2 separate regions of the Homo sapiens genome follow, and region 1 is linked to region 2. A link is a contact called in ENCODE Hi-C or POLR2A ChIA-PET data. All regions are on one chromosome and are shown on one strand. The core of a region is the stretch at or near the end of the contact, and the rest is flanking DNA. Distances in the headings are between cores, read along the strand shown.

The links. A loop is a pair of places that touch in the nucleus more often than their neighbours do. ChIA-PET counts read pairs that join two places held with the same protein, here RNA polymerase II (POLR2A). Pooled maps may share reads with other maps.
Region 1: a loop to region 2 is called in a map with no recorded cell type, with 5 times the contacts of the local background. The contact joins the promoter of ZKSCAN4 here to the enhancer-like site in region 2. A Hi-C loop is called at or near these places in 6 of 168 maps with a recorded cell type or tissue (aorta, cardiac septum, heart left ventricle and 3 more), 3 of 37 single-sample maps with no recorded cell type and 7 of 50 pooled maps. POLR2A ChIA-PET finds 5 or more read pairs at or near these places in 15 of 52 experiments (A549, CD4-positive, alpha-beta T cell, GM12878 and 12 more).

What each region holds. Positions count from the first base shown.
Region 1 is chr6:28,249,886-28,256,594 of GRCh38, forward strand. It overlaps ZKSCAN4 (zinc finger with KRAB and SCAN domains 4), which reads right to left and starts at 2,384. Exons shown (of 5, transcript NM_019110.5): 1 at 1,673-2,384. The coding sequence starts at 2,095. RefSeq lists enhancers at 1,943-2,012, 2,143-2,192.
Region 2 is chr6:28,203,966-28,210,057 of GRCh38, forward strand. No RefSeq gene overlaps it. Among named protein-coding and RNA genes, the nearest start is that of TRS-GCT5-1, 6.0 kb to the right of the region's middle. Within about 2 kb of position 3,791, at least 4 of the 41 ENCODE cell types and tissues checked have a DNase peak (open chromatin) inside an H3K27ac peak, as active enhancers do.

The DNA of each region.
Region 1 (6,709 bases), core at 1,134-3,633, 45 kb after region 2:
TGCAAGTGATTTCTATTTTCTAGGCACTGTTTCTACAAGCCTTATGATATTAACACAATTAATATAGATAACAACCCTGTGAGCTATTATTTTGGATTTTTATGATAAGTTGCTGAAAACGGAGATGTGGCCCGGATCCTCTCTCCTGAGTGGACAGCATTTTTTTTGTTGTTGTTGGTTTTTTTGTTTTTTTTTTTTTGAGACGGAATTTCACTCTTGTTGCTCAGGCTGGAATGCAATGGCATGATCTCACCTCACCGCAACTTCCGCCTCCGGGGTTCAAGCAATTCTCCTGCCTCAGCCTCCCTAGTAGCTGGGATTACAGCCATGTGCCACCACGCCCGGCTAATGTTTTGTACTTTTAGTAGAGACCGGGTTTCTCCATGTTGGTCAGGCTGGTCTCGAACTCCCGACCTCAGGTGATCCGCCCACCTCAGCCTCCCAAAGTGCTGGGATTACAGGCGTGAGCCACTGCACCCAGCCAAGGGTGGACAGTGTTTAAGCAGCTTGCCCATGTCACCCAGCTAATAAGTGGAAATGCTAGGATGGGAGCTCAGACAGAATGACTCCAGATCCCGTGTTCTTACCATTACTCTAGGCTCCCTCATTATATACATCTGTGTGTTTACGAAAACCCTTTGGACACTGGTGCTAAATTCTCAATACTAATATATTTTCTAATCTGAAAAATGAGGATAATAATTTCTACTTTATGAGGTTTTGGAGACCAGTAAATAAGATCACAGTATGTGACATCACCTAACACAGGGCCTGGCACATAGTTATGTCCTCATTAAAAGCAGGTTTCCTTCCAGACATTGATAGTTAAATTACAGTTTTCAAGTTACTGTCTCACGTGCAGCTCAGAATTTCCCACATATTTTATGAAGAATGAAGCTAAGAGATTTGCAATGACTTCCCACTGCTACAGGGCTTGCGTGCAATAGACCTAAGTCAAGAACCTTGGTATCCAGCTCACCAGTTAGAAGATTTGGCCACACAGGTCCTCTGAAGTTGTGTGCACAGGGACACAGGACGATGCAAAGAGGAAACAGTCCCTCATAAAACAGGGAAGAACATGGAGGTAAAAATAGGCCCACTTTCTACCAGAGGTTCATAACCAGTGGTCCATGGACTTTCTCCCAAGTGGTCCATGAACTTAGAAAGGACAAAAACTAATCTTATTTTTACTGGTCTTTAAGAGAGAGTTAACATTTCCTTCAATTATGAATGGAAGCAACAAATCAAGGTAGCATAAGCAGTACCCAGGACTTTGTCACCAACAAAACCTGCACGTTTTCACACCACATTACAACCAGGCAAATAGATGCTTATCGCCATTTTGAAATTGCCAATTATAAGCCCTGTCCCTAGGTCTTATTATTTAGTGCAGTAATAAAAATCCACATATATGACTTTAATACAAATTTAATTCTTTGCTAACTGTATGTCAATATAGTTGTGTTCTTTTGTAATCCTTTATAGTTTCTTTATATATTTAAAAATATAATTCTGAGAAGGAGTCCAGGGACTTCACCTTACTGCCAAGGAGGTTCACAGTACAAAAAGAGATGAAGAACTCCTGGACCTTAAAGGAATGCCCCTCGCTCCGATCTGGGATTTCAGGAGGAAACAGACCACAGCGCTCAGATACTAAACCTGTTCTTTCTACCTGCGGCGCCGGCTCATCCAGCTGCCTCTCCAAATACTCCAATAGCACCACCACCTCCTCCCCGCTCTCTGGATGCTGCTCCCGCACCCAGCTCTGCAGATTCCCCGGCAGGATGGTCAGGAACTGCTCCAGCACCAGCAGCTCCAGGATCTGCTCCTTGCTGTGCATCTCAGGCTGCAGCCATTGTCCGCAGAGTTCTCGGAGCCGGCTCAACGCCTCGCGGGGGCCCGCAGCCTCCGGGTAGCGGAAGCCTCGGAAGCGCTGGCGGGAGCGTTCGGGGCCCCGAGCAGGGCTGCAGGGTGCTCTCACCTCCGCCGTCAAGGCGGAGGCTTCCTCCTTCTCCACCTTCACGGTCAGGAGCCCCGTCTGGTCTTCTGCAGACTGGGCGTCCAGGGCTGCGTTTTTTCTCGGTTCTCTAGCCATTCTGACCCAAGGCAGTACTCGGGTCTCACTCTAGTTGCGACCTGTATATCTTCAGAGGATTCTGGAAGGGTGGTAAATTTTCCAGTAGAACTGCAAGTGGTCCCCCTCCTGTCATGCCCAGGGGCCCAGGACACCCCCTGAGGCGCAGCTGCACAGATCTCTCTTATAGTCCGTGCCTTTGCAGGGTCGTCCTCTGCACCCCACTCTGAATCCCACAGTAAGTATCACCAAAGGATGTCTTTGGGAGTGAAAGTGATCACTCTCCAGACATAGGAGGGAAGTTGAGGCTGGGGCACAGGAAGTCTCGATGGGAACTAAGGCCACTTCCTGGGCGCTCTAGGAAGCTTCTCTCGGTGGTTGTCTCCGAATTAACCCATTAGCTACCCTGTCCTTACCTCCACGCAAGGGAAGGCAGTTAAGGGATAGAGAAGGAAAGGATGACAGACCTTGGATCATAAGAAATAGGACTGAGCCTTTAAATCCTGGAAGGATGCCGCTGCGGCTCATATTTCTTTCCTATGTAAAGCTTGCTTAAGCAGCTGGCATAAAATTGACACTAAAATTGAGCTGGAAAGCAGGGGTTCCCCAGAGCCCCAAGAACCCTGGCAGGGGGACCTTTAGTCTCTCTCAGAAACATCAAAGCAGCAGAACACATCACCAGGCACTTGCCTGGAGCGAGCAGTGGCTGCCCTTGGTCCTTCCCCACTCACCCCCTTAATCTGTCACTTTTTTTCCTCCTCCTTAAGGCCAGACTACTCCTCCCGACCCTGACTGTAGCCCTCACCTCCCACTAATCCTCAACACACTGTCCCACTCCCCCACTCACCACTTTGCACATTCCATGGCTGCTTCTCTGGCAATCAGGCTTATGCTGCTCTCCACCTCCAGAAACTCTCTAGTCTCTGGCTTCAGGGACCCCATTCTCTTCTGCTTTCTTCCTTCCTGTTTCTTCCCAGCCCCCAATCACAGTCAAGCACAGTGGCTAGATACGCAGGTAGCCAGGTTACCTGTGTAATCCTGGCTTACCCTCCCTGTGCCCGACTTTTCCAATCTGTAAATAGGGAAAGTAATAGTAGATAGGGATGTTGTAGGCATTACTAGGGATTAGATAATGTTGTGAGCACTCTTGTGTAAAGTGCTTAGAACAGTGCCTGGCATGTGATAAACTAGGCCTATCCTATAATAGAAGAAAGCCCTGAGAATTCTTTGAACTAGATGGGACTCGATTTTAAGCCATAATTGACTGTAAGTTATTTGACTGGACACTTCAGTAAGCCCCTTTCTGCCCAGTGGAATGGAGAAGCTACAAAATGCAAGTTCAGTAGTTTATGAGGGGAAAAAATATCATGTCAGTACTTTCTTGAGTTTTTCTTTCTTTGCCTATGCCTCTACATTCCAAGGATTAAGAAATAACATAACTTAAGAAAATGAGAAGTCCCAAAGACTGTTGCAAATGAAAAATACTACAAAATATCTTTCTCTTGATGAGCTACCACAGAAGGTAGGGGGCACTGCCCATGAAGTATCCTTATAAGTGAACTTGAATCTAAGTACTTTTCTAGATCCAAATATTTACAGAAATAAGTTAAGTTAGCAGTTTTCACACTCTGTGTCACACAGAATCACTGGGGAGCTTTTAAAACATCCTGATACCTAGGCTGCAACCAAGATCAATTAAATCAGAATGTCACAGGATGGGACTCAGGCATTAATAACATTTTTTGGTTGTTTTTGTTTGTTTTGCGACAGAGTCTTGCTGTGTCACCCAGGGCTGGAGTGCAGTGGCGCAATCTTGGCTCACTGAAACCTCCACTTCCTGGGTTCAAGTGATTCTAGTGCCTCAGCCACCCGAGTAGCTGGGATTACAGACATGCGTCACCATGCTGGTCTCAAACTCCTGGCCTCAAGTGATCTGCCCACCTCAGCCTCCCAAAGTGCTGGGATTACAGGTGTGAGCCACCACGCCTGGCCAACTTTCCTAGGTGATTCCAACATGCAGGTGAGTTTGAGAGTTAAGGAATTAAATGACACTTTAAAAAATCAATCAGCCAAATCCAACATGTGGGACATTCTATAGAACAGAATGATGCAGGACAAGTGAGCCCCAAAATTAGGGCTTAGCTCAAAAGGATGCTTTGCTTCGCCCAGGGAAGAGTTCAAGGGCAAGCCAGTGGTATTAGGCAGCAACTTTTATTGAAGTGTCAGTGTACAGCAGCAGCAGAGGTACTGCTCCTTACAGAGCAGGGCTACCCCCTAGGCAGTGTGCTCAGACTAGCAGCTCAAAAGCAGTTCTGCAGTCACATTTATACCTACATTTAATTATATGCAAATTAAGCACCAGATTATGCAGAAATTTCTAGAAAAGGGGTATTACCTTCTGAGTCACTTGGTCATGGCCATGGAAAGGGGTGGCAACTTCCCTGTGTTGCCATGGCAATGGTAACTGACATTGCACACTGGTGGGTATGTCTGGTGGAGAGGTGATACTGCCTCTTCCCTCTTTTAGCTAGTCCTCAATTTGGTCAGGTGTTGGAGCCCCACTTCTGGAGTTGAATTCTGCCTCCTACCTCATTCCTCCCTCAGGGATTAGATATGCCTTCTTAATTTTAAGCAGGCTGCAGAAGGGCAGTGGTCCATCTTCTGTAACTGCTTCCTGCTTAGTTTATGGGCATAGGCCCTGCCTAGCACTGGAAGAGTAAAAATCTCTGGATACCATATCTAAAGGCGGGATGCTTTTATTTTCTGGGTCAGTAGATGGGATGGGTTGGAAGCCCTGCGACGGCATTTTCTTTATCTGGAACTGTTGTAATTTAGAAGACACAGATTTTATAAAGACGTTAAACAAGCAAGGGCCAAAGATTAGTAATAACAAGATGGCTATTAAAGGTCCTAGGAGAGATAAAAACTAGGTGAGACTTTGTATGGCACTTCTGATAATTGACCAGATATAGTTGGGTTCAGTGCCCTGATTATAGATATGTAACCCGGTATCTTGCTTATAGATCTTGTGAATGTTAAATTCAACCTGTTCAGAGTTGTTACTACATGTGCAGCAGGTTTTATTAATAATTGCACAGACTCCATCTTGTTTGGCTAGTAAATAACCTATACATTTGGGCTGGCAAGTCAGGGGCTCTTCTCTGGGCATTCCAGACACCCATCTTGTGACACTATTTCAGGATGGGTAACCCTCAGGGGTCAGGGGACTTAAAGCATTTGCTAATAATTGCACTTTTTGGCTATTGTTAAATCTCTTTTGCCCTGTCCCTATTGTTGTAAACTTTAAAGGCCATATTTAAATGGCTCATAGGGGTTTGAGGTCCTATTGCTGCTTTTTATAGCTTTCTCCTAGGATAAGGGGCAGATTGAGTAATAAAATGCATACCTAGGAGAGCTTGTCCTTTTTGGGAGTCTGAGTCTGCATTAGTATATGTCCTGAGTGTTTCACCAAAATGACCCTGAAATAGAGTGGGATTTTCTCATTTTCCCTGAGTTATTTCTTTAACCTTGTCATAAATGACTGGCTTAACCACACAATTTTTCCTTACCTTTTTTCTTTTCATGGCACAGCAAGCAAATGACAATACTTGCAAGTCATGACAAGTTAAAGAATATGGTAAAATGTATAAGCCTTTTTTTTTGATTCTCTGAAAACTGGCCAAATTTTTCCTTGTATAAAGCCAAATTAGAGATAGACAATGCCCCATGTACTCTAAGTGTTCCTCCATTTCCATCAGCTACCTCCTGCAATGGACATAGGTTTGACTTTAGGGGCTTATATGGGGCCCTACTCCTGGTGGTCCTGGTTGGGCTTACTTTTTTGGGCCCTGGGGGGTAAAGGCTGGGGGTAGTTGGATAAGGGAAAGGGGTGCCTGATGACCTTGAGTTAGAATCCTTCATTAGAAAACTAATGGGACTACTCTCAGAATAGGATTAAGGAGACTTCAGACAGGGCATAGGATGATATTGTGATTATGAAGGAAAATGTCCTTTTTATGCATTCATGACTGAAATAGTTAGAGGTGAAGCATCATAATGTCTGCAATTTTCTTTCAATTGAGTAAGAAACCAAATCGTAACAACTAGTGAATCTAGGTAAATGATATATGGGTGTTTGAACTTTTCTGTAGGTTTGAAAGTTTTTAAAATAAAAATTGGGAGCTGGGCATGGTGGCTTATGCCTGTAATGCTAGCACTTTCTGAGGCTGAGGTCAGAGGGTCACTTGAGCCCAGGAGTTCAAGACCAGCCTGGGCAACATCTGTCTAGAGACAGGGTCTAGTTCTACAAAAAATCAAAAATCAGTTGAGCATGGTGGCACACAGCTGTGGTCCCAGCTACTCAGGAGGCTCAAATGGAAGGACCACTTAAGCCCAGGAGGTCAAGGGTACACAGTGAGCCATGATAGTACCACTCCACTCTAGCATGGGCAACAGAGTAAGACCCTGTCTCAAAAAATAATAAAATAAAATAAAAACTAGAGGAAAGATTTATGAAAAACAATTTTGAGAAATTTTAAGAAAGGTAGTAAAAGGTTACCTGTGAGAACAATTCCATTTTAGCTGAGCATTCAACATCTGGTACTTTCCTTGATAATTAAAATGTATTGTTATTTC
Region 2 (6,092 bases), core at 2,541-5,040:
CCTGGTAAGAAATGTTAAAATAAGTTATTCAGAGAGAAGGAAAATAATATAAGTCCAAAATTTGGATCTACTTATAGAAAGGATGAACATCAAAAAATGAATACATGAAAGTGAAATACTTTTTTAATGCTTAATTGATCTAATAGATAATAGTTTGTTCAAATAATAATAGCAATAATGTATTCAATTATGTATGCTTTTGTATAAGGGAAACCAATGACAGTAATGATACAAAGGACAGGAGGGTTCCAGGAATTAGGAATATTTTGTTATTAAAAGGTACATACACTACCCAAGAAACACTATAGTGTTATTTGAAAGTGTATTTGGATTAGTTGTAAATGCATATTGCAAGCTCCAGGGCGGATCATGAGGTCAAGAGATCGAGATCATCCTGGCCAATATGGTGAAACCCCGTCTCTACTAAAAATACAAAAATTAGCTGAGTGTGGTGGCATGCTCCTGTAGTCCCAGCTACCTGGGAGGCTGAGGCAGGAAAATCGCTTGAACACAGGAGGCGGAGGTTGCAGTGAGCCAAGATTGCACCACTGCCCTCCAGCCTGGTAAGGTGACAGAGCAAGACTCTGCCTCAAAAAAAAAAAAAAAAAAAAAAAGTAAATGCAGAAGCATAATTTATATACTAAGAAAGGAGAGAAAAATAAATCATATGAAGTGCTCATTTAAAACCACAACAGGTTAAAACAACAATGAGATGCCACTACACATCTATTAAAATGACCAAAATCCAGAATACTGCTAACACAAAATGCTGGCAAGGATATGAAGCTACAGGAACTCTCATTCATTCCTGAAAGGAGTACAAAATACAGTTTGGCAGTGTCTTACAAAATTAAATATACTCTTACCATATGATCCAGCAATCACATTCCTTAGTACTTACCCCAAACTTATGCCCATACAAAAACATGCACATGAATGTTAATAGCGGCTTTATTTGTAATTGCCAAAATTTGTAACCAGCTCAGCTTACAAAACTGTCCTTCAACAGATGAGTGGATAAACTGTAATACATCCAGACAATGGAATATTATTCAGTTCTAAAATAAAAAGAAAAACTATCAAGCTATGAAAAACATGGAGGAGACTTATATCCACATTGCTGAATGAAAGAGGCAAATCTGAAAAGGCTACGTACCTATGATTCCAACTAGATGACATCCTGAAAAAGGCAAAACTGGGGAGACAGTAGAAAGATCAGTGGTTTCCAGAGTTTAGAGGGGAGGAAGGGATAAACAGGCAGAACTTCGAGGATTTTTAGGACCGTGAAACTATTCTTTATGATACTATAATGGTGGATACATGTCATTATACACTTGTCAAAATGTGCAACACCAAGAGTGAATGCTAATGTAAACTGTGCACCTTGAGTGATAATTATGTGTCGATAAAGCCTCATTGATTGTAACAAGTTTACCACTCTGGTGGGAGATATTGATAATGGGAGAAGTTGTGCTGGTATGGGAACAGGGGATACGGGGGAAATCTCTGTATTGTCAGCTTAATTTTGCTGTGAACCTGAAAGTGCTCTATAAAAAGAAAGTTTATTAATTTTTAAAAATGTTGACTATCATCACTTTACTATCATCACTCTACAATAGGGCATGAGTGAGAGAAATAAATCCAAGATCACCGATGTGGGGAGCATGCTATCTGCTTTCTCTTTCAACATACACACACACGTGCGCGCACACCCACACACACACACACACAGCCCTTGTCTTTCCAGATGATCCTTAACTGGAAAGAGAAATATCAGAAAATTTCCTTGGCTAACATTATACTATACTGATGCAGTCTCAAGTTGATGTGGAAAGGAGAGAATAGAAAACAGGGGCAAGAAAAGATTGGATGACCAGTTGTTTAATGCTCAATTTTTTGGCCTTCAATTGTTTAAAGCTTAATTTTTATTTTGGCCATCTCCAACAGAATAGTCTTGGGTATGGCTAAAATTGAACAGAAATTATTTTTAGAGAAAATTAATTTTTAGAAAAAGAAAAGAGGTGAGGAAGACTCCCAATTAGCACAGGCTGTTCTTTCTCTTTCAGAGAGAATCCACTACGAAATAGCTACCTTGTTAGGCAACTGGTAAAGAGTGTTGCAAAACAAAAATGTGGAAAGTGTCAAGAATCTGCCAGCCCTTTGTTGGACAAGCTATGCTATCACTATTTAAAAAAATCAAATTATACTAGTGGAACAATTTGAAGAGTGGGTAACATTAATTGAATGAATTCTTAATCTCTAATACAAGTTGGATGATGATGTAACTTTTCTTTGAGGACCAGCTACCTTCTTATTTAATCATCTGCTCATTTCGAGCCAGTTAGGAGAAATTAACATTTAAGAATATCTACAACCAAGCAAAAGTCTCGCCAAAACTCTAGACATCAGAAAAAAGTAAGGTAGTGTCTACTTAGGAGAGCAACTGCCATCCACAATCCGAAAGACCTGAATGAAAATCCCAAATAAAGAGAGCATTTTGAATGAAACTGGGGGAAATAAAAATAGTGGAAAATGTCTAAAGATTCATCGCTGAAAGATCAACTGAGAGGGTAAGAAGAATGTTTGGCTTGTTTCTTGCCACAATTTATTGAGAAGCAGACATTTTCTCTGAGAATTGTCTCCAAACACTAAATAAGACAAGTAGGCAAGGGTCAAAGTTTAATGTAATTTCTTATAAGGGATTCTTATCTCCGTGGAAATGCTGGCTTCCAGCCTTCAGCACTGGATTATCAAACAATATACACTTTTGATAAGGTACAGCCTGGCCCATAGCAGTAAAATCTTATAAGCCATATCAAAGATCCTCAACAAGGGCAAACAGACACTCCCGGAAAACGGAAAAAGAAAAAATGTTTATTATTTAATTCTGGATATATGACAGTTTTGTATTCTCCTAAAAGTGATGTTAAAGGAAGAATTTTAGGAATGTTTGTAATTTTTTTAAGGTAACCACAATCTTAAAAATAAAAAAAACTCGGGCAAAAAAACAAGTGAGCACTGATTCATTAGAATCTGGGAAAGCAATTCCTTCAGCTACAGAACGGGCCTCATTTGGCTGACTGGATAAGGGCTCTTAATCCCAGCACTCAGGCAGTGCTCCAGTACTGGTTCGATTTCCGCAAAGTCCTTCTTGCATCCACCTTCTCCGCGTTTCTGGTGAGAGAGCAAGTAAGCTACGCTCCCCAACAGATTTTAACAGGGTGGGAGGACAATTTGAGAGAAACATCTGTGGTCTTGGAATGTCCAAAAGCTACTTGGCACCAATTACAACTGAGTGGAAAATTATGGCCCTGCTGGGCTCCAGATCTTAAGACGGGAAAATGTTGGAAATTCCTCCTGGTCACCATCTACCCTAACGTCCCGCCCCCGCACTCACGGCTTTGAATATGTAAACAATTTCAATTTCCTCTACTAACAGTTGATTTACCCACAGAATGAATCGAAGGGTACTCAACAAATGGGAGGACTCGGGCAGCTTTCCTGGGATATCACACCATATAGACTGAGAATTTCAGAAACGCAAAGTGCGCGTCCCAGCAGGGCGAGAATGGCGTTAACTATGTCACCACCGCCCAAATTCCCTATAATTTACCACTTATCGTTCCTGGCTTTATTCTCCGTGCGTGCAGGGACATGTAATTCTCTAGGAGACGGTGGTCCGGACTTGGTTCCCGACTCCCTCGTGGCTGCAAACAGGGGCAGCTGATTTGGGTGGATGCAGAGGTTGTGGCCAGGGGAAGGGCCGCGGGGCAGCGCGTAGAACTGATTGTAAACCCAACTTCCCGCCTCGGAGCGAGCCGCGGCTCGGAGTAGCGTCATTCGAAAGCCACCGGAGATATCGAGAGAGCTCCTTAACTGCTCACTGAGCAAACTTCGTTTTACAGCTTTGGGGTTGATATTTGGGAAACTGGGTCCTAAAAGTGGCTTCTGGTCTTCAGAAGGCTTTGTTCTCCGCTTTTGATTTTTTGACACCACGGGTTTCACACCCCACCCCACCCCCCAGTCTCACACAAACCACTCAAACTCGATTGCGTCTCCATTGCGCTTTGGGGAAAAATAATTTAAGATTCTCGCTTCTGAAATACAGCGTGATGGTTAAGAGCATGGGCCGTGGAAACAGACCCGGGGAAAGCCTCAGCTCGGCCACTCTTTGCCGCGTGACCCTGGGTGGCACCTTCTAAGGGTGATTCTGGGATTCTATGAATTAATGCATGGAAAGCGCTTGCGAGAGCGCTAGCCGGAGTCCGCGCTATTTAGGTGTTTGCCAATATTATTGTTGTTGTTAAGGTGTGAGGGATCTTGGAAGACAGAAGCCAGGAATAAAGTAAACCTACAGAGACGTCCCTCCCCAAACCCCGGCCGCTACCCCTGCAAGACCTTGTGGAGCATGTTAGGTTTCGTGGCGTCGCCAAGTTGTACCTCCTGCGCTTCGCCGCAGATAAAGCCCCAGCTTAGAGCATGGGGTCGCAACCACCCAGAGCCTTCAGACCAGTGAGCACTTTCCGCACAGGTTTGAATCCCATGAACAGTGATTTTTCTTCAATTCTCTAGTCTCGTCTACGTTTTTTGTTTTTTTTTTAAGGTTTTTTTTTTTAAGGAATTTCCGACAAATAGTGTATTAAGCCTCACTCAGCCTTTGCTTTTATCAGCATAGTGTATTTGCTTATCTACTGACACTCTCCCTGACCATTTTATTAATTCCTTCCGTGCAGAGACTACAACATTTGGGATACTTATACAACGAAAAAAAGGTGTTAAACATATTATAACTTTTTACTATGGAAATGTAAAATATTAAAAAAAGGGAAAAAATGATATGATGTAGCCTCGTATATCCATCACCCAGCCTCAAAATTAACAATATTTTGTCAATATTTTTAACATATATTTCAAACTTTGTCTTTCTGCATTTTAAAGCAAGCATATTATTTTATTCATAAAAACTTCACTATGTAAGAGTGAGAGCTTTTTTCTTTTGTTTTTATTTTGAGAAATAGCATTTTTAAACATATATTAAAACACTATATCTTACTGCTTATTTGCTGGGAATGTCTCATTTTTAAAATGGCTTTCTCAGATTTCTTTGTTTTTCCTATTTTGACCAGTGTGTTAATTTTCTTAGAATGGACTTAGAGGATTAGGTGAATTACTTCATAGCACAAAGTTGCTAGGGCAGAATTTTGCTTATTGCTTATATGGGCAGCAAGATAATTTTCCTTCTAAGGGCCAGTGTTAAATACTGACCTTATCTCTATTTAATTTGAACATAATCAACAATATTGTTCAAGAACAGAGTCACCTAAATATAATGTCTTTGACAGAGTGTGGTATTTGCCTCATCTCTCTGCTCTAATTGAATGCCTTGCACTTGTCTCCTAAAAATTTCCTTTCCCTGGATTTCACATAGTGCTCTTTATAATTAACCCAGAATATTCCTTTGGTGAAAACATACTCTCTTTTCAGAGGTTTGCACCTAGGATCTTTAGCAGTCAAGGCTCACCTGTCACCTTTGCTAAGAAGACATCTACTGATAAATTATTTTTAATCCAGTTGGTGTGGATACGAATAAATTAGCTGTCAAAAGTTTTGCAAGATTGGAGATATTTTGTTTTTAAGTTTTTTATTCTTTTGACTAACTAAATATGTACAACTTACCCTTGCAGTATTTAGAAAAATGGACAAAATACAGAATAGTTATTTAAAATGGGAAATAAGCCAAGGAATCACCAAATGATTTCCTGTAAATTAGATTTACTCCAAGAAATAGAAATTCCAGAATATTAATCATTTGTAGTTAAAATCTTGAATAAGGAGAGTTCCCCACGATGGATATAAATCTCATATTTCCTATAGTCCTTTGAAATAACAAATTCTTCTCCTGACTCAAAGACGAAGGAAAAAACATTCTATTGCAGACGGCCTGCATAGGTTGGTTTATGACGAGTCTTAACATGTAAAAGTTAAATTGTCATTTCCACAATACCTACCACTTCCTCAATCTTCCCAGTTTTAATAAACACTACTTCCACTTGCCCCACTACTCAAGCGAGAAGCAGGAAACTCATTATTGG